Regions from separate parts of the Homo sapiens genome. Here all the other regions are linked to region 2. The links are chromatin loops, found by intact Hi-C in ENCODE. Cell type or tissue: B cell. All regions are shown on one strand.

Region 1 (8,000 bases), 190 kb after region 2:
TGCATTCTCAAGCTCTTCCTTCCTCCCATTCTCCCTGTAATTGATGCTATGGGGTGCATTATGCTCATGCACATGGAAGGCCAGAAAATTCAGGACTGATATTCCTGGGAACATTCTTTTTTTTTTTTTTTTTTTTTGGAGACGGAGTCTCACTCTGTCACCAGGCAGAGTGCAGTGGCATAATCTCGGCTCACTGCAACCTCTGACTCCCTGGTTCAAGCGATTCTCTTGCCTTGGCCTCCCGAGTAGCTGGGATTACAGGCACACGCCACCATGCCAAGCTAATTTTTGTATTTTTAGTAGAGACGGGGTTTCACCATGTTCGCCAGGATGGTCTCAATCTTCTGACCTTGTAATCTGCCCACCTCGGCCCCCCAAAGTGCTGCGATTACAGGCGTGAGCCACCACACCCAGCCCCTGAGAACATTCTTAACCAGTGACTAAGGAAGTTGCTGTATAAATATTGCAAGTCCTTTTCCTCTTGTGTGGGAGAACTCTTGGGTGCATGTTCCATGCTGGTTCTGGGAGTCCCCTGGTAGGATTTAGCTTCAGTCACCCACATGGGTAATTTTCTTGACAATTCATCTTTTATTGGCTACTTTCCCTTGCCCACCTAACTTCCTTACTTGTGTAACAGTAACCTTCCAAATAAATTACTTGCATTTGTATCCTTGTCTCAGGGTCTGCTCCTGAGTGAATTCAAACTAAGAGGCTCTACTTCGCCCCTATTAAATGCTCTCTGGGTGGACTCTAATGGGCTCATTCTTATTAAAGTGTAAACAGCTCCTAAGGATCAGGGGAGTGAGTTTCAAAGTGGAAATATACTTAAGGCAGTAGTTCTAAAGCAGTGGGCTGGACACACGGGAGTTCTTGATGCGCTTGCTGCCAAGTTTTGATCTAACGGTAAAATCTATTTTTGCAACAACTGATCGTACTTATTGTTATTCACTGTCAGACAGAGTTGTGAACCGAGAATACCCTTGGGGACAGAGTAAATTGGGGTACCATTTGTAGCACATATGAGTAAAGAAGCCCAGCATTATGTCAAGCCACGGAATGATGATGTGTTCTTTTGAGAGGACACAACAGGCTTCCAGGTCAGGATGGTAAATTGTTCTGCTCTAATAGTGATGGTGGTGGTCGTAGTGGGGATGATGGTGGTGGTGGTAGTGGGGATGATGGAGTCATTCTTTGACATGGAGTCAAAGAATTGCCACATAACTAACGGGATAATCATGGGTGATGTACAGACACTTTGAGACATCATAGAACTGTAAAAGTGACTGTGTTGTCATTATGGTGGACTTGTTGAGTATGGATGAGTCTCTTCATCCCTTTAATCTGAGAAGTGTGCCAAAACACACATACAAAATCTTTAATTGTGGCTTTCAGATCACAGCCAGTGAGAGGGATCTGGAAGAAAGAGAAGACAAGGAAACATTTTTGGAGACTTTGAAATCATATACCACCACCACCATCATCATCCCCACTACCACCACCACCATCATGCTCACTACCACCAACAGTAAAAGACTTGGTTCCAAATAAGGAATGTTTAAACTGACTGTGATATTCAGTTCTCAGGTTTACCTGTTGATTTTCTTTGAAGAAAATCCCATCACTAAATGTACAGTTTGAAAACCATAGATATGCCTGATAATTTTATTCTTAAAACTACCATTAACTTGCAGGTGAGGAAAGTAAAGTTGAGAGAAATTAAATGACATGCCTGAAGCCACAGACTAGACGTGAGCTAAACTAGTACACAGCTGTGGTCCAAAACCTCACCATGTCTAGTGCTCTTTCTTCTACATTATTCTACATTTGCGTATTGATGATGAAACACATGGTTTAGTAATTTCTTGGCGTTGATGCTTGTTTTGGTGAGAATAGGTCAGAAAACAGTTTATAGAAAGTTCTTAGAATTTAGGCTGCTCCAAGAAACTCACCAAAACAACTCCAAGTCTTTCCCTCCCTGAGCCATACTTAACACTTGTTATTCCAGGAGCTGCTTCGATGAGACATATTCTCACAGCTTATCTAATTTGTCTACACTCTCCATACACTTTGCTGAATGCCCTCAAATTTCACCTGTATCCGTCTACTATTGCTGCAATACTGCTGCAAAATAAAAACTTTGTGACTGAGGAAAATAAGCCTTTCTTTTTCTCACTTACAGATCTGCAGGTTGACTAGGGCAATTCTGCCTTAGTTCAGGTTTGTGTCTGTTCCATGTGACTAATTCTGGAGCACAGGGAGAAAGGGCAGTGGCTACCCAAGTTATGCTCTTCTGTTGGCTGTCAGAATAGCAGAAGGCCAAGCCAAACAGTGCAAGCATTATTTAAAGCCTCTGATAGAGTCATATCTGATCACATTCCATTGACCAGAACAAGTCAATGCCCAAGCCCAGAGTCAGTGACTCAGGAAGTGTACTGTGTCCCAAGGTGGAAGGGAAATGAGTGAAGATTTACTGAACAATACCTCAATCTATCACATCAGCTAAAATTGTGATTCCCACGAAGGGAGGTCAAGCAGGTCTTTCCAAAGTCCTCTAAATCTAAAATGCAATACTATTAATCAAGTTAGTCCCATAAGCTGCGAGGAGGAGACCATCCCAAAGTGACCTTTCCTGAGACACCCAGGGGGAATGTGTAATGGCACTCTTCCAGGCTAGAGACAGCAAGGTAGAAATTATCTAGTGGAGACCATGGCATTTCAAAAATCAACTACTTCACTTCTAAAAACCTGCCTCAAACCAAACTTTCAAATCCCCTTTCTTTGAGGATTGGGGCCTGAAGATAGAGAGAAAGAGCAGATGTGGACGACTTATATTCTCCATCCTCAATAATCAATTTCTAGCAATGGAAGTCTTGGCAAAGACACAGAATGGCACAGCAGCTATAAACAGGCTACTGAGTTTCACAATTGCATGTTTGAGTCTCTACCAATGCTGGATACATTGGTTCTTCCTTTCAACTCTACAACATCCATTTCCCCTCTTTCTTCCTAATAAAATCCCAATTTTTCTCAGGAAATGTTCCCCCTCAGGGGACAATGACCCACCTCCAGCACAAACCCCAGGGACAGACTGAGAGGGAATTCCATTCACCTTGCCAATGATTGGTTCCCAAGTAGGTAAGTGACCTAGATTGGGCCAGTGAGACATACAGTGTGCCTGTGGGGGAAAGTTTGCTGGAAAAAAGAAAGAGATTTCAAGAAAAATTTCATCATTCCAAGGAGAAAACTCTAGGAATAAACTGTCCCTCTCTTCTTCCCCTGGACGTAGCAAAGGGAAATGTGGGGAGTACTTTTATTTTTTCAACATTACACAATTATTACATGTTCTTTTTTAGCACTGTGAGAAAATAGAGATAAGCAATACAAGAAAAGGAAGAAGAAGTTCACACCTGATCCCATCGCCCACAGAAATCACTGCGAACATTTGTGCGTATTCTTTCAGATTTTTTTGTTGGTGGCTGCTTTCAGAAGGAAAGGAAAGGGGAAAAACTGGTATCCTCATGCACTACTTCTGGGAGGGTGCATTGGCTTGGCCTTCTGCTATTCTAGATGTCATTGCTAGTGCCCTATTTCTGCCTGAGGATGTAGGCAACAGGAAGATGGCAGAGCAGAGAGGTGGAAAGAAGAGGCACCCTGAGGACATTGCTGAGCTGCTGAATCAACCTCCCCTGAAGCTTGCCCTATGTCCTCATTTTTAAATGAGATAATAAAATATCCTTGTTGATGACTCTTGACTTGAAGTTGAAAGCGTCTTAACAGTATCTACCTCTGCCACTTCCTAGCAGTCTGCCTTTGAGTAAGCTGCTTAATTTCCTTAACTTCATTTTTGCGCCAGTACCTCTGTCATGGAATTGTGAGGAGTGAATGACAAGGCATATGAAGCATTTGCAAACTTGTTGTGTCTAGTAGCTGGGAAGGGGGAAATATCTCACAGCATGATTTTATTACAGGGCTTTTTGGTGCCTTCTAGCAAGAAAGTACAGTTCTGGGGAAATAACTGCAGTTTCTGCACTTCCTTCATGTTTAGATTTGTCGCCCCCTGGCCGTTTCTTCTAGAAATTTACAACAAAAACCATCACAATGGGAAGGGCTCCTGTCCTTTTTAGGGTGTGGCAATCAGGGTCTTTTGTAGTCATCACTACCAACCCTGTGAATGGGTAGGAGCCTCAAGGAGAAGAGATGTGGGGGGTGCTTTTATTTTTTAAACATTATACAACTATTACATGTTCTTTTTTTTAGCACTATGAGAAAATAGAGATAAACAATACAGGAAAAGGAAGAGGAAGTTGACACCTGATCCCATTACCCAATGAAATCACTATGAACACTTGTGTGTATTCTTTCAGACTTTTTTGGTGGTGGTTGCTATGAAAAGGAAAAGGAAACAGGAAAAAACTGGTATCCTCATGCACTGCTTCTTGGAGGGTGCATTGGTAAAGCCTTTATTAGAAGGCAACTTTGCAAGATCATTAAAAAATAATAATAATGCACCTCCCCTTTCACTCAGCAATTCCGCTTCTAGAAATCCATCCCCTGGAAGCAACAACGAAGGTAGTAGGTACATAGATTCAAAGTGCCAGCACCCACTACTCACAAAGCAAAGACTTGGGACCAACCCAAATGTCCATCAATGACAGACTGGATTAAGAAAATGTGGCATATATACACCATGAAATACTATGCAGCCATAAAAAAGGATGAGTTCATGTCCTTTGCAGGGACATAGATGAAGCCGGAAACCATCATGCTCAGCAAACTATCACAAGGACAGAAAACCAAACACCACATGTGGGTTTTGAACAATAGGTGGGAATTGAACAATGAGATCACTTGGACACAGGGCAGGGAACATCACACACCAGGATGGGGGGCTGGGGGAGGGATAGGAGAAATACCTAATGTAAATGATGAGTTGATGGGTGCAGCAAAGCAACATGGCACATGTATACCTATGTATCAAACCTGCGCGTTGTGCACATGTACCCTAGAACTTAAAGTGTAATAATTAAAAAAAGAAAATATGGTACATATACATAATGGAGTACTATTCAGCCATAAAAAAGAATGAGATCCTGTCATTTGAAAGGAGATTCCTGGCTAAGTGACATAAGCTAGGCCCAAAAAGACAAAGTGCCAGCACCTTTATACACATCTTATGTAATTCAGTCAGTCCTCACAGCAACCTTACTTTACTTAATAACAGCTTTATTGAAATATAATTCATATACTAACTCAGTCCATTTAAACTGCTATAACAAAACGCCATAAACTGAATGGCTTATCAACAACAGAAATTTGTTTCTTACAGTTTTGGAGGCTGGGAAGTCCTAGATCAAAGCACCGGCAGATTCAGTGTCTATTGAGGGCCCACTTTCTGGTTTATAGACGGTGCCTTCTTGCTGTATCCTCACGATGGAAGGGGTGAAGGGTCTCTCTCCAGCCTTTTCAGTAATGGCAAAAATCTCATTCAGGAGGGCCCCACCCTTATGACCTAATCACTTCCAAAACGTCATCACATTAGTAATTCGGTTTCAAAAGATGAATTTCAGGGGGACGTAAATATTCAGACCATAGAACCTACCATACAATTCAACCATTTAAAGTATACAATTCAATGGCTTTTAGTATATTCACAGATAGGTACAACCATCACCACAGCAAATTTTAGAACACTTTTATCACCCCAAAAAGGAAACTTCATACCCATTAACAGTCACTCTCCATTTCCTCCCTTCCCACTCAACCCCAGCCCCTAAAAACCACTTATCTACTTTCTGTCATTATACATTTGGCAATTCTGGACCTTTCATATAAATGGAATCATATAATATGTAGCTTTTTATGACTGACTTCTTGCACTTAGCATAGTGTTTCAAAGGTCATCCATGTTGGATCCTGTATCAGTACTTCATATCTTTTTAATGTGACATAATATTCCTGTGTGTGAATATGCCAAATTTTATTTATCTCTTCATTAGTTGATGAACAGTTGGGTTGTTTCCACCTTTTGGCTATTATGAATAATGCTGCTATGAACATTTCTAAACGAATTTTTGTGGCAACATGTGTTTTTATTTCTCTTGAGTATATACCTATGAGTGGAATTGCTGGGTTAAATTGTAACTCTGTGTTAACCTTTTGGGGAATGCACAGACTGTTTGCAAAGCAGCTGCATCATTTTATATTCCCACCAGCAGCACATGAGGATTCCAATTTCTCCACATCTTCTCCCACACTTGTCATCTATTTTTAAAAATTATATCCATCCCAGTGAGTGTAAAGTGCGTCTCATCATGGTTTTCATTTGCTTTTCCCTGATGGCTAGAGGGAGATTATTACCATGACTTTCAATGTACAGATGAGGAAACTGAGGCACAGAGAGGGTAATTAATTTATATATCATGGCTTAGTAAGTGTCCAAAATTGTGTGTGTACAACAGTACATGCAGAAGGAAGTTCGCTGCAACACTATTTGTGAAAACAAAAATTATAACTGTATGTTTACTAGCAGGGGTTTATCCCTGCAGAGAACCATTATGCAACTATCAAAGAATGAGGAAGGACCATTCATGCTGACACAGAATGAGCTCCAAGACATGTTGTTAGTGAAAAAAGCCAGCCACAGAATCATATGTACAGCACAAACCTGTTTGTATTAATACATATATGGATTGGAAGGCTCCTCACCAAACTGTTCACAATATCCCCTAAAATAAAAGCTCCATGAGAGCAGGGATTTTTGCCATTTGGTATATGGTGAATGGCTGTATTGCCAACCTTCAAACAGCATAGAATAACAGCTGAATCTGTTGTTAAATGAACAATTCCTTGAGACAGAGGAATGAAAGGCAGGAACATATGTAGATGAACCCATTTTATTCTGCAGATCCATGTCCTCTACACATGAATTCATGTAGTAGTTATATTATTTTTGACACAGAAAAAAATAATGAGGAATTCTTGAGGCCTTTAGCAAGAAAAAGATGAGGTCCCCAGAGAGTTGGTATATAACTGAGGAATGGCCTCAGTCTCTTCTGAGGATGCTGCGAGGACCCTCCTGGGCCACAGTGTCCCTCATTTCAAGTGAGTGCAGCTCTCACCCAACTGAGCTCCACCTCTTAGGGTTGAATTGGGGTTGATTAGCTGGTGGGGCAGACACAGGCCTGCTCCTGCCCTGCTGGACATCCCACCCTGATCAATAAGCCACTCTTTCAGTTAACAGAAATCCAATGTTGGGTTGCTAGCAGTGAATCTTGTTTTCATGCCTGAGAAGATCTTAAAAATCAATAAGGATTAGAGGGACATGACCATGTATTGTTCGTTCTATTGTTTTTTCAATATTTGTTTAATTTTTCATTCCAGTTAAGCCCTCTGAAGAGGCCCAAGGATCAAGGGCTTCTTGTGAAACACAGACAGGTGCATACGTCACATCACTCAAGGCTAATGGCAGGTTAGTGAGTTGAGAGACAATTAGGGAAGGGACCAGGAGCTGTGGTTTGACTCTGTTTTTCCAGTCAAGTCAGGATAAAGGAATGATCTCTATTTTATAACAGGTGCAGATTAAAAAATTCAAACAGTGAAAATGGCAAGTTGCACCAAAAGTGAGGATTAGTGGAAGCCAGGAAAGAGATATGTAGGTTGGGTGGACAACAGTCTGCTCCTCACAGTTGAAGGGGATGTTATGGTTCTGATAATGTCTTCTCGATTTTTTTATGAGCAAGGTATCTCCACATTCTCTTACTCTAGCCCTTTTCTCCTGCCAAGAAGGCACAGAGCTAGGTGTTCAGTGGGGTATGGATTGGGCATTGTCTTTGACTTCCCTGACACAACTGTTCAAGTACCAAGTCCTATAGATTTCACTCCAAAATAACTTTCTATTACATCTATTTCTCTCCATCACCACTGTTATTGTTTTAGTTCAAGTCACCATCACCTTGAGTCTGGATGTGTACGGTTGCTTCCTAAGCTGTCTTCCTGTCTTG
Region 2 (8,000 bases):
ACAAAGTATGTTTTCTTGATGATACTTTATCGTGCAGCGTATATAATGTATTTACTTCTCATTTTGTATGTTAAATTTAAAAGTTTATCCTTTTTTTTTTTTCTTTTTTTGAGACAGAGTTTCACTCTTGTTGCCCAGGCTGGAGTGCAATGGCATGATCTCAGCTCACCACAACCTCAGCCTCCTGGGTTCAAGCGATTCTCCTGCCTCAGCCTCCTGAGTAGCTGGGATTACAGGCACGTGCCACCATGCCCGGCTAATATTTTTGTATTTTTAGTAGAGACGAGGTTTCTCCATGTTGGTCAGGCTGGTCTCGAACTCCCGACCTCAGGTAATCCGCCCGCCTTGGCCTCCCAAAGTGCTGGGATTACAGGCACGAGCCATCATGCCAGGCCAAAAGTTTATCTTTTAAAAAGAAACTTGGTAGTGCCTAACAGCATCATGATTATAGGACAGTTTTTATATTCAGAAACTGAGATAGATTAAGTAGACTTGTATTAATATTGCCAATAAAAAAAGCTAACCCTGAAATCGAAGCCCTTGATCCCTATCCTATGTATACTTTTATAAAATAACCTACATATAATTTATGTTTTTATTCTGTTACTTAGATACTTCCTTAAACTATAGTTTTTATAAATTCACGTTGGCAGTTTTTCCCCACTTTGAGATCAAGCATATTTTATCCATTACATTGATAAAATATTCAAAAAAAGTTAGCTAACTTGGTATAAATGTAGAGAAGTCTCAGTCATAATTAGAGTAAAATGACAACTCCTTTTTTTCTTTATTTTTTTGGAGATGGAGTTTCACTCCTGTTGCCCAGGCTGGAATGCAATGGCGCAATCTCGGCTCACCACAACCTCTGCCTCCTGGGTTCAAGCGATTCTCCTGCCTCAGCCTCCCAAGTAGCTGGGATTACAGGCATGCATCACCATGCCCGGCTAATTTTGTGTTTTTAGTAGAGATGGGGTTTCTCCATGTTGGTCAGGCTGGTCTCGAACTCCTGACCTCAGGTGATCTGCCCTCTTTGCCTCCCAAAATGCTGGGATTACAGACATGAGCCACCACGCCCGGCCCGACAACTCCTTTCTAAACTTTAGTAAATTAGATTGACTTAACCTGGAAGGCTAATTATTTCTCAGCACATCAACTAAAGTCATTATATTCTAGAAAATAAGGCTTACCCTTCTGGGGCATATGAGAAACTGAGCACCAAATCCTCATGTCCTAATAAAAGATTTGTTCTTTAACTCTACTGACAAGAAATTTTAATTAAATTGTCATGCTGCTGCTGAAAATTTTTGTAAGATTACCTTTGGAGAAGTATAGCCTCGGCAGATGATGTCCAAAGTAGATACAGGTGTACCACCTCAGGATAAAAGGAAGGGATTTGAAAAATTATTTTTTATATACTACCCTGCTCTTTTAAAGAGCTGGAAAGTTGAATGAATCTCATTATTACACTGGGAAAGAGAAAGAAAATAGCCTTTATATATTACTCTCACTTTCACTCACTTTTGCTTTGTACAAATTGATGTCCTTATTTGTTTATAGTGAAAAATTGCTTTTTATCAAAATTAGTTGTTTTCACTTTTTCAGATATTCTCATGCTTTAATTATATTTCTCTAATAAAATTCAGATCCATGACCAGAACTGTCCTTTGGCAAATGTCATCTGTGAATACTGCAATACTATACTCATCAGAGAACAGGTATTATTCATTTTCATAAATTATTATTTTCATAAACAGCTTAAAGAAGTGAATTAGGTTTTTTAATTGAAAATTTAAATCAATAAGGCAAAGAAATACAGATTGAAGAAGTATTAGAGCTGTGTGAAAATTTTTTATATAAATTAATATAAGTAATAAATACTTTCAGGGAGAACAAAACATCCAGCCCTTTTTAAGTACTTAAAATTCCTAAGTCATTAACATAATACCTGTGCTTTTGTATATTCATAAAAATTCCCAACAAAACCAATTTTAAGATAAAAATAATCAAAAGTAAGGGTCCCCATTTAAAGAAAGAAAAAACTAAGATATATATATATATATTTACACACTGTGAAATGAGGATCTCAAGTGTCCAGAGATTGGCTGAAAGAATAAGAGGGAACAGCGAAATAAAGGAAGGCAGTTCTGTTCAGTAGGAGAATAATATTTGTAGCTGTAATCCCTGAGGCATACAGGGAAGTTTTCAGATTTTTAGGACCTGTAGCCCTTCTGTTCAGTTGTCCTGTAGGCCACTGACCGGGCATCATTAGAAGTAGTAATTGTAATAGAAAATTATATGGTGGGGTTTTTTTGTTTCTTGAGATAGAGTCTCACTCTGTTGCCTAAGCTGGAGTGCATTGACACAGTCATGGCTCACTGCAGCCTCAAATTCCTGGCTCAGGCGATCCTCCTACCTCAGCCTCCCAAAGAGCTGGGACTACGGGCGTGCACCACCATGCCCGGCTAATTTTTTATTTTTTTAGATTTTTTGTAGAAACGGGGTCTTGTTATATTGCCTAGACTGGTCTCGAACTCCTGAGCTCAAGCAATCTACCTGCTTTAGCCTCCCACAGTGCTAGAATTATAGGTGTGAGCCACCAAGCCCAGCCCAAAGATTGTTTTGACTATTAGTAGAGAAAGGAAAATTCCATCTGATTGCTATCTTCTGACATTTGGGGAGTTTACCCACAAAATATGAATATTAACCATTAAATATTTATATACCCATGAAATCTGTAAACCCAGAGATCATTATTGATATACCTTACTGAGAAGCAGCAAGCAAAACCTGTCACTGGACAAGTTTGTTAACCTTAAAACTTTTTCATTGGTTTGTTAACAGTCTCTTAATTTTTCCAACAAAGCCTTAATTTGAAGGTGTTAAACATCTTTTGCTTATGAAGTCCTAACTCGTTTTCCTTTTTGCTGTCTTTTAACATTTAAAGGAAACCATGCAACAAATTAAAACCCAGCAAAAGAAAATACAAGAAAAAACCCTAGGCTAAGAGTCAGAAAACCTGGGTTTTAGTCCTAGGTTTAAACTGTGATTTTAACTGTGCCCTCTCATCTTTAACAAGTTGACATTCTAAATAGATCTGGGATCAGCAAACTGGCCTGCCAGCTAGATCTGTCTCTCTACCTGTTTTTGTAAATAAAGTTTTATTGAAAGACAGTCATACCCATGTGTGTATGTCTTGTGTATGGCTACTTTTGTATGACAATGGTAGAGTTTAATACTTAGGACAGAGGCAGTACAGCCCATATTTACTATCTGATCCTTTACAAAAAATTTTATTGGCCCCTGTTCTACACTGTTCCCTCTTGAGAAATGAAGGATTGAATTATAATAAATGGTCTCTCAGGTACTTCCTGTTTGAAATATCTACAACTATAGCTACATTAAATTTCTAAAGGGAATTTGGCACCTCTTTGAAAAAATATGATTGAGTATAAAGGATCTTACCTTAGAGAATGTGTCTTAGAGTCCCAAAATCCAGGACTGAGACTTTTTTTAGAGCTTCTATTAATGTGTTTAAAGTACCTTCTAACATCTGAGTCTCCCCATTGTAGCTAAAATATGCCCAGCTTAACAAAAGTTAAGAAGATTGTTGAAAGGTGGTCAAAGATGATTTTTGAGAGGTGGTCATGAGGCAAGTATGGGTGTAGTCAGTGGCTTCAGTGCATGCAGTTGACTGGTTCCTATTAAATGGCCTAGACCATAGTGGGAGTCTTAATCCAGTTTGCACTTGTAGCTATTGTTAGGTGTTTTTTCTGTAAAGTGCCACTAGAGGGTGCCAGTTCCCAGCAAGAGGAACAAATTCATTTTCTTGAAATGAATTTTGGATAATTGGAGGGGATATTATGAGATGTTGATATTTCCTTTCTCTATAACTTTTGAAAGTAGATGTTCTTTTAATTTTTGTGGGTGATGGTTTATGCTGCACCTATTCAACTGCCAATGTGGTACAAAGCAGCCATTGACAATACAGTTTAAATGTGATCGCATCAAACTAGAAAATGATATGCAAGGAAGAGATTTTTCAGCCTTTGTTTTGGATTTCAGATGCCTAATCATTATGATCTAGACTGCCCTACAGCCCCAATTCCATGCACATTCAGTACTTTTGGTTGCCATGAAAAGGTAAGGTTTTTTTTTCTTTTAATTCTTGAATATAAGTAAAAAAAAATATTTACATCATGTAGTGGAGAATAACAACAAGAATGTAGATGTAGTTGTAAAGCAGTGTAATAAGTGATATAATAGAGTTATTCATGGATGCTGTGAGCAGAAGCAAAGGCATACTTAGCAATGCCTAAAGCATTCAGACAGACTTGACAAAACATGATGCTTTGGGCTGAATCTTGACAGGTGAAATAGTTTTCCAAGAAGACAAAGGAGAGAAGACCAGTGAGAAAGAGTGAGCATGGTGATTTGAGGAACTACAAGTAGTTTGTGTTGTGCTAGTTCAACCCAATAGCAATGTAGATGATTTGAGGTGGAGGTGGGGGTACTAGTACCTGAGCTGTTGGAATACCTAAGTGAAGACAGCTTGAATTATGGCGATGACCGTCAAGATAGACCTAGGAGCCAGTACATATTTAGGAGAGAAGATCTACTGCCTGTGTGACTAAATAAATGTGATGAGTGAAGGAGAGGGAGGCGTCTAGAATGACTCTTGGTTTCTGGCCTTTGTCACTGGGTAGATGGAAGGGCCATTCGGCAAAAAAGAGTGAACACAGGAAGAACTGACTGGAGGTAGAGTTTAAAAAAAAAATCTGTTTTAATGTATTGAATTACAGATAATGACTTCACCCAGCTAGGGAACAGGTGGGATGACTGACATGCATTATGTGCTGTCTTAAGCCCCAAAGAGAAATTAGGACTCAGAGTATTGATTTGGGAAAGTGATTTGTGGTAATAATGGAAGTTGTGATTGAGATCATATGGCGTATGTACAGGAAAGAGAAGTATGCCAAGGAAAAGAGCCATGAACAAACAGTATAAGAAACAGATGAACCAGGCAAAGAGAAAGTAGTATTATGGTCTCCAAAATTAGTTTCAAGATTCATGATCAGTAGTGTCAAATGTCTGAGATTGATCATTGTTTATGATATGTCTTTCTTTTTGGAGAGTGCAGTTACACTTTTGGTTTTCCATTATACTTTTTTTTCCCTGACTTATGTGTAACAAACATACATTTAATAATTTAAAAAATAAAATGAGCAAAATGGTATGGTTGTATTTTGTGGGAAAATTCTGTATTGTGCTTAGAGAAAAAGAAAGAAATAAAATGTTAATGGAAGTTAGGTGAGATATTAGGTAACACCCTTTTTGGTCATCTATATTTTCTAGGTTTTTTAAAGACTATATGACCTTTTATAATAAAAATTGTTGTATTATGAATGTTTTTCGTATAATAGGGTGTTCTTAATGACCTTAGAATGGCATGGTGCCAGGAGAAATTCCAATTTGCAATAGATTTGTATACTGGGAATTGCAGACAATACAGGTAGACTATATTCTTGACTTTAAAAAAAATGGTATTAATATTAACTAGAGAGAGACAAAAGCTCTTCAGAGAGGTTTGTCCTTTTTTGATGGGAAAGACTTCAATAATTGTATTCTAAAGGAAAGTGTTAGAGGAAGAGATGTTTAAAGATGAAGAAAAATCACTGAGTAAAATCTCTGGGGTGTCGCAACAGGTCAGGTAACATTTAGAGCACAGGTAGAATGTTAATCTTGGAGAGGACAGGCATCTCAGTTAGAAAAGAAGGATGTGTGTAAATACATTTTTTGTAGGTGGGAGGGAGATTTATGTGAGTGAAAGCTGGGAGAGTAGTCATCAGATAGTCTGTTTTTCAGTGAACTAAGAGGCAGAGTCGCCTCATTGGATCAAGAATCTGTTGAAGGCAAAGGAAAATTGTAGAGAATTGAGGGAAGTGGTGTGACTACTTGAAAACTTCTTATTTGACCTGGCCAGGTCCTTTTCCTACTCCTCACGGTATCTATTCCCAGCCTAAGGCTTGTGCTTGATTTTTAGATGCAGAGGAATCACTTGGCACGCCACCTACAAGAGAACACCCAGTCACACATGAGAATGTTGGCCCAGGCTGTTCATAGTTTGAGCGTTATACCCGACTCTGGGTATATCTCAGAGGTCCGGAATTTCCAGGAAACTATTCACCAGTTAGAGGGTCGCCTTGTAAGACAAGACCATCAAATCCGGGAGCTGACTGCTAAAATGGAAACTCAGAGTATGTATGTAAGTGAGCTCAAACGAACCATTCGAACCCTTGAGGACAAAGTTGCTGAAATCGAAGCACAGCAGTGCAATGGAATTTATATTTGGAAGATTGGCAACTTTGGAATGCATTTGAAATGTCAAGAAGAGGAGAAACCTGTTGTGATTCATAGCCCTGGATTCTACACTGGCAAACCCGGGTACAAACTGTGCATGCGCTTGCACCTTCAGTTACCGACTGCTCAGCGCTGTGCAAACTATATATCCCTTTTTGTCCACACAATGCAAGGAGAATATGACAGCCACCTCCCTTGGCCCTTCCAGGGTACAATACGCCTTACAATTCTTGATCAGTCTGAAGCACCTGTAAGGCAAAACCACGAAGAGATAATGGATGCCAAACCAGAGCTGCTTGCTTTCCAGCGACCCACAATCCCACGGAACCCAAAAGGTTTTGGCTATGTAACTTTTATGCATCTGGAAGCCCTAAGACAAAGAACTTTCATTAAGGATGACACATTATTAGTGCGCTGTGAGGTCTCCACCCGCTTTGACATGGGTAGCCTTCGGAGGGAGGGTTTTCAGCCACGAAGTACTGATGCAGGGGTATAGCTTGCCCTCACTTGCTCAAAAACAACTACCTGGAGAAAACAGTGCCTTTCCTTGCCCTGTTCTCAATAACATGCAAACAAACAAGCCACGGGAAATATGTAATATCTACTAGTGAGTGTTGTTAGAGAGGTCACTTACTATTTCTTCCTGTTACAAATGATCTGAGGCAGTTTTTTCCTGGGAATCCACACGTTCCATGCTTTTTCAGAAATGTTAGGCCTGAAGTGCCTGTGGCATGTTGCAGCAGCTATTTTGCCAGTTAGTATACCTCTTTGTTGTACTTTCTTGGGCTTTTGCTCTGGTGTATTTTATTGTCAGAAAGTCCAGACTCAAGAGTACTAAACTTTTAATAATAATGGATTTTCCTTAAAACTTCAGTCTTTTTGTAGTATTATATGTAATATATTAAAAGTGAAAATCACTACCGCCTTGTGCTAGTGCCCTCGAGAAGAGTTATTGCTCTAGAAAGTTGAGTTCTCATTTTTTTAACCTGTTATAGATTTCAGAGGATTTGAACCATAATCCTTGGAAAACTTAAGTTCTCATTCACCCCAGTTTTTCCTCCAGGTTGTTACTAAGGATATTCAGGGATGAGTTTAAACCCTAAATATAACCTTAATTATTTAGTGTAAACATGTCTGTTGAATAATACTTGTTTAAGTGTTCCTTCTGCCTTGCTTACTTATTTCCTTGAGGTTACGAAGTAGCATCTTCCCCAGAGTTTATAATGCTGAGAACCACGTGGATACCAACTGCTCATTGTTATGCTATGTAACCCTTTTTGTCTATTCAGTGCAGAGTGAATTTCACAGCTCTGCATATGTCTTCATTTGTTTAATGCTTACAAGACAGGAGATGCACACATACAATCAGCAACATAAAAATTAAAAGTGACCCAAGTAGTCAGCGCATGTGGCATCTCATTGGTGGTGACAGAAGCTATGTGAGCCAGAAGTTTTCAGCTCTTTTGAATACCCTCTGGTTTATTTCGATTAAAAAGAACAAAATTGATTTCCTAAAATCAGAATTTTTTAAAACTTGGGAGATGATTGGAGATACCTAGGAGGTCACCAAACTAGGATTAGAAGTCACAGTGGTTGTATCACAACTTAGCTTGAGTATGTTGCTGTAGCCTAACAACTGCAGG
Region 3 (8,000 bases), 120 kb after region 2:
TAGTATTTGCTGGAAACCCAACTGCTGCCAAAGATGCCATCAACAAAATACAGGACACATCCTGTGTCAAAAAGAACCAGCAAAGTTGGAGAAAGTTCTGTAATAGGTAATGTAAGGAGAGAACGGTAAAGTGGAAGTGTTGCCGGCATTTGGTAACCAGCTAAAGTGAAACCAGAATATTGATGTGTGGGTGAGGGAAACATATTCGCACCTCAAAATTGAGGGGAGAAAAAGAAGAATGAAAGCTTTGCAAGTTTAATACACGAGTAAATACATAATTTTATGTAACATATAATTCTATGCTAAATAAATTGAACAAATAATTAATGACAGGTTGTTTGGAGGGGGTAGATGTTTACAAGGTCTTCCCGTAGGCCACGGTCAGATGGATTTCTACTGCTCTCCACAAACCCTTCTAGCTGAGCCTAGCTGTGAGCTTCTGCTTTTTAACGAAGTTAGTATATAGTGATGTCATTTATTATCCTGCTCCAGAAATGCAATATTTTTTAAAAGGGGGGGAAAGCAGAGAATGTCCTCTACACATTTGAAGAATATATAAAAACCTCTAAAATCTCAGAATATGTTACAGCTGGAAATTTCAGGGAGTTTTTTAAAAAAGTCAGCTTAAATTTAATAGACCGTTTAAATTCTTAGTTGATGGTAATTAGGGAGCAAGAGGCATTTCTTTAAATGCTGCTAGACAGAACTTAATCCAATTTAGGTAATCACTAACCTTTGCTTTTTTTCTCTCTTTCTCTCTCCCGTACATGAAATCCGAGGATTAATCTACAAAGGCCATAAACTGGCAAAGCATAAAAAAAGAATATTTAAAGAGGGAGACTGAGTGACTGGAACCTCAAAGGGCCAAGTCTAATTAAAATGCAAACAGGTCCCACAGGCTCCCTAATTTATATTGACTATAAAGCCAACACCGGGCAGCAGAAGGCATCGGGAGGGAGGTGGAGACACTTCACCACTCTTCCCTTCTGGGAACCTCATCTAGTGTGTTCTGCAATGCGACAGCCATCCTCGCCCAGGCCAATGCTAGTAATTCTCTATATTCACAATATCCACAGCGCCTGACTTTCCTTCTTCTGTGGCATCACTACTGTCAGAATTATCCAGACTATCCCTTCAGGCTTCATTGTTCACCCACCTCCTGTCTCCTCATTTTAGAGTCCCTGAATAGCTCTGGCCTTGACTTCTGATCCAGAAACTTCCATGTGAACCACTAGGATTTTCTTGAGAACTTGGGACCCTGGGTTCTCCATGGAAGGCCTTCAAGGGTAGATATCAAAATGTACTGAAAAGAGCAAGACGCTTGAGTTCATGGCTGTGTGACACTGGGAAATTAACAACCCTCTCTGAGCCTCTGTTTTCTCATCTGAAAATAGAGAAAATAATACCTTCCTACCTGAGTTGTTGGGAGGCGCAAATACCATTACCATAGCTATACCTGACTCACAGAAGTTGCCCAATAAATAAGTCAGCTCATTTGTTTTAACTGTACAAGTTTCAAAGTAAATCTTGGATCCCCAGGTACTGACAAAAATGTGAATTAACTCAAATTCACCTCTGATGCCCCATCACTGCCATCCATCCCCCTCCTTGGCTCCATGTGAAATCTTCTCTTGTAAAACAGTGCTTTCTGCTTATCAGGGTACCGCTCTCTTTGTTCCCCAATTCCAAACCCCATAATATTCTGTACAAAATCCACAAAATATTTTATTCCTATATTTCAGCAACTAAAATATTAATTCACACTGACTTGTTAACAAAGGGTCATTTCTACAAGCATTGCCTTTAACATGTATTTACATTTTACATACAGAGAGGCAACTCTTGAGAACAAACCTTTAATGATGAACATTAGACATTGTAAGGATCTTTCAGAGGAACTCACACACTGTTTTTCAAATCAATTCTGTATTGGGTCTAGCTCTGCAAAAAGAATGAAAAGGAAAAAGGCTGCAATTTAAGAGAGATTTCAGCATATTTTACCTTGTACAAAAGGAACAGCCACAGGAAAACAGACACATGCATACCTACAAATCATTAGTATGGAGAAATCTGAAAAAATTAAGTAATCCACAAAGTCCTTACTGAATTCAATTTTCTACAGATAAATGGCTTTAATGCTGAAGATACATTAAGTCAAGGAGCAAAGTGAGGATTATGATTTAGGTCTGGACTATCAGCAAGAGATTTTCAGATAACCAATATAACAGTTTTCTAAAGACAAGATTAGGGCTTTTTTCCCCAATAACTGAGCCAATTTGTAACATTCTGTGAAATTTTGAAAATAAATAAAAAGCCATCCATCTAATCAACTATAACGTGAGCTAATCAACAATGGAGAATTGAAGGGAAAGACATGTCCAGACTATGAGTCTGGAGTAACAAATCTGTAATCCATTCTCAGCTCCATCCCTGTGTGTATGGCTTTAGACAAATTACTTAAATTCTCCAAGCCTCAGTGGGCTCATCTATATGATAGGGATATAATAGTACCTATATCATTGTTTGCATGAGGAGTATATAATATTATCAAAGTCTCTCAGTGCAAAGTTTAAGACATCATTAAGACCTCAAGAGGCATTTGCACCTTTCCCCTTTTTAAAACAAGTGGCACATATTTGTAATGTTCTAAGACAGAACATTATTGAAATTTCACCCACAGAAATAAATATATATCCATGGCCCTCTGGACCTGAAAGAAATGAGGTCCCACCCTTGAGAAACAAAGTAGTCTAAACTAAGCCTTTGAGAAATAAGCTAGTTAGACTTTCTTATTTCTAGTGCCTTTCTTCTTTTACATATTAGTGGTTCCAGTTGTTAGAAGCATCAGTAACATACTCAAAGAACAATGGTTGCAGTTGGAAAAACTGAAGACAACTTTGTGGATTGACCAAGCATCACTTCCCTTATCTGAAAGGCTACATGCTACAGAAACCGCTCTAAACAGCACCCTTGATCCTGATTCTAGGGCTGCAACCAGAGAAGACTAACCAGCCAGGTTCCACAGACAGGAGCCCTGCACCTTCGTCAGTCATACTGGGAACCTTACCAGGGGCTAAATTTTAAATGTGGCTAAATTAGTTTCTGCAAGCTCCATTTCCCCTCCTGACCCGCTAGCTGCTTCGTGTTGTCAGTAACAGCGCCTTCCACCCCAGAGCAATTTACCACAGCTCAGCACTTTGACATTTTGCAGTATGTAGGGCAATGAAATGTCATGACTGCAAATTTCTACGGTGGTCAGGATCACCAAAGAGAGGTCAAAAAGGGTAGTCTCCCGGGCTTGATCAGCAAGGGTCCCTTGAGGATGGTGGGGGATGAAGGCAGTACATTGGGCCGGTGGCATCCCTTTGGTCCTTAGCATGGGTCATCTGAATGTGCACGTGTCGTCTGGGCAACAGGTCCAGAATTCTGCCCAAGCAGGGAAGCCCGGAGATTCCAGCCCAGAGCTTTTTCCACGCGGGTCTCCGGGGCAGACGTGCAGCTCAGACGCAGCGCGTGAACCTTTCGTCTTGTGGGGCGCATCGCAGTAATTGAAACCTTGCGCACCGCAGGACTGCCGTGGCGTCTATAAATACTCACCGCCTAACTGCTGACAAACAAAACGCGGGCTCCCGGCACCGCGGGGGAAGAGGCGGCGGCAGCATGTGACCGAGGACAGGGACTGGGTAGAACTGGGGGTAACCCCTTTTGCCAGACAGGAAGGCATCCCAGAGCGGATTCCTGAAGCACAGTTAGCAAGCACACAGCCTGGTCCCACCCCGGGCGGCGGCCTCAAGGAAAATGGGCCGGAGGGTTGGGCAGGCAGGGTCCCAGCTGCCCGGGCGGGGCCCCTAGAGCGCCCCCTGCGTGCAGCGAGCCCGGCATGCGCGCACAGTAAGCGCGCAGAGGAAAGCCTCGCCGAAAGGAAGGCAGGCGGGAGAAATAAAACGGAAGGGGGATACTGCGGACTCCCAGCGCGGGGTCCGCAGCCGGGCCGTCCCAGGGCTTGCTCACAGCCCGTCCCGGCGGGATCCCCACTGGCTGGGCCCTGGCCCACCCTAGTCCGCAGAGCGCGCGCGTGCAGCAGCGCACGGGACAAAGTGGCTCCCTGCCCTGCCCTTCTCTCCCACGCCTCCCTCCAGAAAAAGGGGGACCGCCGGGAAAAGGCTGCTGCAGGCGCGAAATCTCCCGTGCTTAAGCGGGGTCAGCTCTTTAGATTTGCCCCCCAGAGGGAGAACGAGAGAGTCAAACAAGCCGACTTTCTTTTTCGACCTCCCGGCTCAGCCTAGGTCCCATGATCACCAGCATCCGCATCCCACCTCACGGCGGTACTTCAACCACCCTAAAGAGCAGACCGGGAGCGTGGCCTGCCCACCTCCCCACCATGGTGGTCTCGAGTAAGATCCCCTACGCCTGCCTGCAGCGTCCGATCGGAGGATCCTTAACCATGCAGGAGTTCCCACCTGGTTGCCCCCCCAAACGTGACACTTTTCCCTAGCTCCTACCCCCGCCACGCCGCGCCCCGTCAGATTAGCGCGCGGTAATTTTCGCTCAATCCTGCGCGGTTGCTGAGCCTATGACTCCGGCCCCTCCCAGAGACGCCCCCCACCCACCACTCACCTCCTTGGGGTCCCCGGCGTGAATCACCCCGAGTCGCGCACACCCGCCGCTCGCCTCCGCCCCAGACTCCGCGCGCCTAGGAAAAAGTTTCCGGTCTTCCCGAGGAAGTTTTCTCACCGGAGAGAAATGAGCGACCTGGATGGTTCTCCCCGTCGCGCTCTGCCCAGCTCTCCCTCCCTCCGTCCCTCCCTCCTCCCCCAGCTCTGCCCTCAGATGGGGTCCCGTCCAGCCTCGGTTCCTCTCCAGCGCGAGTCAACAAACGCTTCGGCCGCGGAGCTCCCACAGCCGGGCTGGTGACACGTTTCCCTCCTCTCTCATCTTACGGCCGCCTCCTCCTCCTCCTCCTCCTCCTCCTCCTCTTCCTCCTCCTCCCCCTTCTCCCCCTCCTCCCCTCTTCCTCCTTCTCCTCCCACTTTTCCTGTCCCGGGCACCTAGCTTTAGTGTCTCTCCAATGTCCCCCAACTCACTTCACCCCATCTCACTCCTCCTCCCCTTCAGCAACTCTCACCCTGCTGGGGAGAGCGGAGAGGGGGGCCCTGCACTTACATCCAGTTCAACAATTTCAGGAAATCCAAGCTTTTTGACTTAAAAAAAAAAAATTGCCGAGGAGGATGCAGCAGGTCAAGGGAGCTCCGTGCTTGCGTTTCTCTCACACAACGGGAGATCTGCAGCCGACCCCCGCCCCCGGCCCAGCTGCCCCGCAATGGGAAACTGCCAAGCCAAGAGGTGATTCTGGGGCTCACTTAAAAAGGAGCAGGGCGGAGCTGAAGAGAGGAGTGGAGCCTGGAACTCTGGCGATTCCAGAAGTTGTTTTAAGTGCATTGATGAAAATATAATGCAAGTGAAATCTTTCCCTTGTTTGCAAATTCTTTTAAAGCTCCCAAACTCATTTTCTAACTGCAGGTTTCATGAATTAGAGGGTCCTTCAGAGTTTGAAACCACAGAAAATCAACAAGCCAAAAATTAAAAATAATGCATAATTATTTTGAAAACTGTTGGGTTTTGTTTTGTTGTTGTTCTTGTTGTTTTTTGCAGGTGTTAAGAATTTAGTGCAGCTGTTTGCAGGACTCACTACCTGCATCATTTCACCCTATGGTTGAGCAGGAAATACTTTAAAAATGCTGCCCGATCGCACATCACACATAGGCTTTGAAACCACAGTGACATTTGCTGAAGAAAAAGATGTGCATGTCCTTTTATCTCAAAACTGAGCAAGACTCATTTTCATTTTTTGATTTGGTCATTGCGACCCTACAAAACCTATGTGTTACGGTGGTTGTGGGCATGAGAGCGGGTTGAAGAAGTTCTGGGTGTCTCATTTGTCCTGCGATATTAGGTAAAGCTAAAAGATCCTCAACAGAAGCCCTAGAATGATGAAGGGCTTTAAATTTCATCCCAGGAATCACACACAATGAAAGAGACTGGGCATGGGACACATGCCTGGGAAACAAAATCTTTTTTTTTTTTTTTGAGACAGTTTCCCCTCTGTCATCCAGGCTGGAGTGCAGTGGCATGATCTCGGCTCCCTGCAACCTCCACCTCCCCGGGTTCAAGGAATTCTCATGCTTCAGCCTCCCGAGTAGCTGGGATTACAGGCATGCACCACCATACCCGGCTAATTATTGTATTTTTAGTAGAGATAGGGTTTCACCATGTTGGCCAGGCTGGTGTAGAACTCCTGACCTCAAGTGATCCACATGTCTCGGCCTCCCAAAGAGCTGGGATTATAGGCATAAGCCACCGTGCCTGGCAAGAAACTGAGAGGACAATGAGCAGGGAGGAGACTTAAAAGAGGCTCGTCTAAGGGATTAAGAGCCAAAGCCTGGAGCCAAAATGGCAAGGTCTCCACAGCAGCTCCTCTTCTTCCCATACTCTGGTTATTAGCCAAGTTACTTAACTTTGCTGTGCCTCAGTTTACTCATATGAAAATGGGGATAAAAGTAGTAGCTCTGTCTTAGGGTGGCTATGAGGATTTAGTGAATTCATACAGAAAAAGTGTTTAGAATCCCTGCTGGGATTCAAAGGATATTAAGCTATTATTTTTCCTATCATTATCCCTAGGGCCTGGGAAGTGGAAAGGGAACTAGTTCTACCCGGCTGCAGGGAGATCAGTTTGGGAACATCCATTCTACATTGCTAACTCTCTCAATCTCCTTCAAGTTTTATTTCAATAAGACCTACCCTATTCCACCTATTTAAAGTTGTAATTCGCCCCTCCCTCCCAGTCTCCCTCATTCAACTCTGCTTTTTTTTTTTAATAGCATCTATAACCTTGTAACACATTGTATGGTTTACTTTAAGAAAAAAATTTTGGCCGGGTGTGGTGGCTCACGCCTGTAATCCCAGCACTTTGGGAGGCTGAGGCGGATAGATCACGAGGTCAGGAGTTCAAGACCAGCCTGGCCAACATAGCGAAACCCCATCTCTACTAAAAATACAAAAATTAGCCGGGCATGGTGGCGGGTGCCTGTAATCCCAAGTACTCTGGAGACTGAGGCAGAGAATTGCTTGAACCTGGGAGGTGGAGGATATAGTGAGCACTGCACTCCAGCCTGGGAGACAGAGCAAGACAAAGAAAGAAAGAGAGAGAGAGAGAGAGGAAGGAAGGAAGGAAGGAAGGAAGGAAGGAAGGAAGGAAGGAAGGAAGGAAGGAAGGAGGAAAAAATTATTATCTGTCTTTTACCACCTCCTACTTTCAGGGTAGAACATCAGCTCTATAAGGGATCGGTTCAGTTAAACAAATCTGATGTTTTTAATTCACTGATATTGCCCAAGTTTCTAGAATAGTGTCTGGCACATAGTATGTACTCAGCAAATGACATAGAAATGAACTTATTTAGCGTATGCTGTACTGATTGCCTATGGTGGGCAGGGCATTGTGCAATAAGAAAAAAAAGGTTAATCATGAGGCCTGTCTAAAGATGAAAGAGTCTCCTCTGGGAGAAGCGTACTTCCTGGTAAAGAGAAGTATTCACAACATACGAGCATGCCATAAAAAAGTATTGAAGGACTGAAAGGGAAGTTTAAAGAGGTTAAATTCTTTTCTAACCCTAAGAGTTTCTCATTTTGTAAGCAGATATTTTTTCTTTCTTTTTTTTTTTTTTTTAAAACAGAGTCTTGCTCTCTCGCCTAGGCTGGACTGCAGTGTCTTAATCATAGCTCACCATAGCCTCAAATTTCTGGGCTCAACTGAGCCTTTGCCTCAGCCTCCCAAAGCACTGGGATCACAGCCACCACGCCAAGCCAGAATTTTCTTAAGAGGAGAAGTAGTCAGTATTTCCATGGAAATCAGAGCTTCTCCTTAAGGACCATTAATGCCAATATATGATGCTTGTCACCAGCCAAATTCTAACCAAAATTCTACCTAAATGTCAATGGGACTT

Evidence for each region. A loop is a pair of places that touch in the nucleus more often than their neighbours do. Peaks named below come from ENCODE experiments on the same cell type or tissue, not always from the same donor. Only the 100,000 strongest peaks of a DNase experiment are listed, where the experiment ranks them.
Region 1: a loop joins it to region 2, with 26 times the contacts of the local background. A loop is called at or near these places in 55 of 110 quality-filtered maps.
Region 3: it touches region 2 in a loop (4-fold over the local background); 6 of 110 quality-filtered maps call a loop at or near these places.

What each region holds. Positions count from the first base shown.
Region 1 is chr11:36,303,133-36,311,132 of GRCh38, reverse strand. All of the region lies in intron 1 of PRR5L (proline rich 5 like), which reads right to left. Among named protein-coding and RNA genes, the nearest start is that of PRR5L, 11 kb to the right of the region's middle. In B cell, a CTCF peak has its summit at 4,046; a DNase peak (open chromatin) is centred at 4,062.
Region 2 is chr11:36,488,691-36,496,690 of GRCh38, reverse strand. It overlaps TRAF6 (TNF receptor associated factor 6), which reads left to right. Exons shown (of 7, transcript NM_004620.4): 5 at 1,644-1,715; 6 at 4,063-4,140; 7 at 6,041-8,000. The coding sequence ends at 6,853. Among named protein-coding and RNA genes, the nearest start is that of TRAF6, 18 kb to the left of the region's middle. In B cell, CTCF peaks have their summits at 3,590 and 3,801 (motif pointing right); a DNase peak (open chromatin) is centred at 3,770; H3K27ac peaks cover 1,650 bases.
Region 3 is chr11:36,373,322-36,381,321 of GRCh38, reverse strand. All of the region lies in intron 1 of PRR5L (proline rich 5 like), which reads right to left. Among named protein-coding and RNA genes, the nearest start is that of PRR5L, 81 kb to the right of the region's middle. RefSeq lists a silencer at 3,813-3,962 and an enhancer at 3,556-4,127. In B cell, a CTCF peak has its summit at 3,863; DNase peaks (open chromatin) are centred at 261, 3,061, 3,761, 4,381 and 1 weaker place; H3K4me3 peaks cover 2,909 bases; H3K27me3 peaks cover 2,988 bases.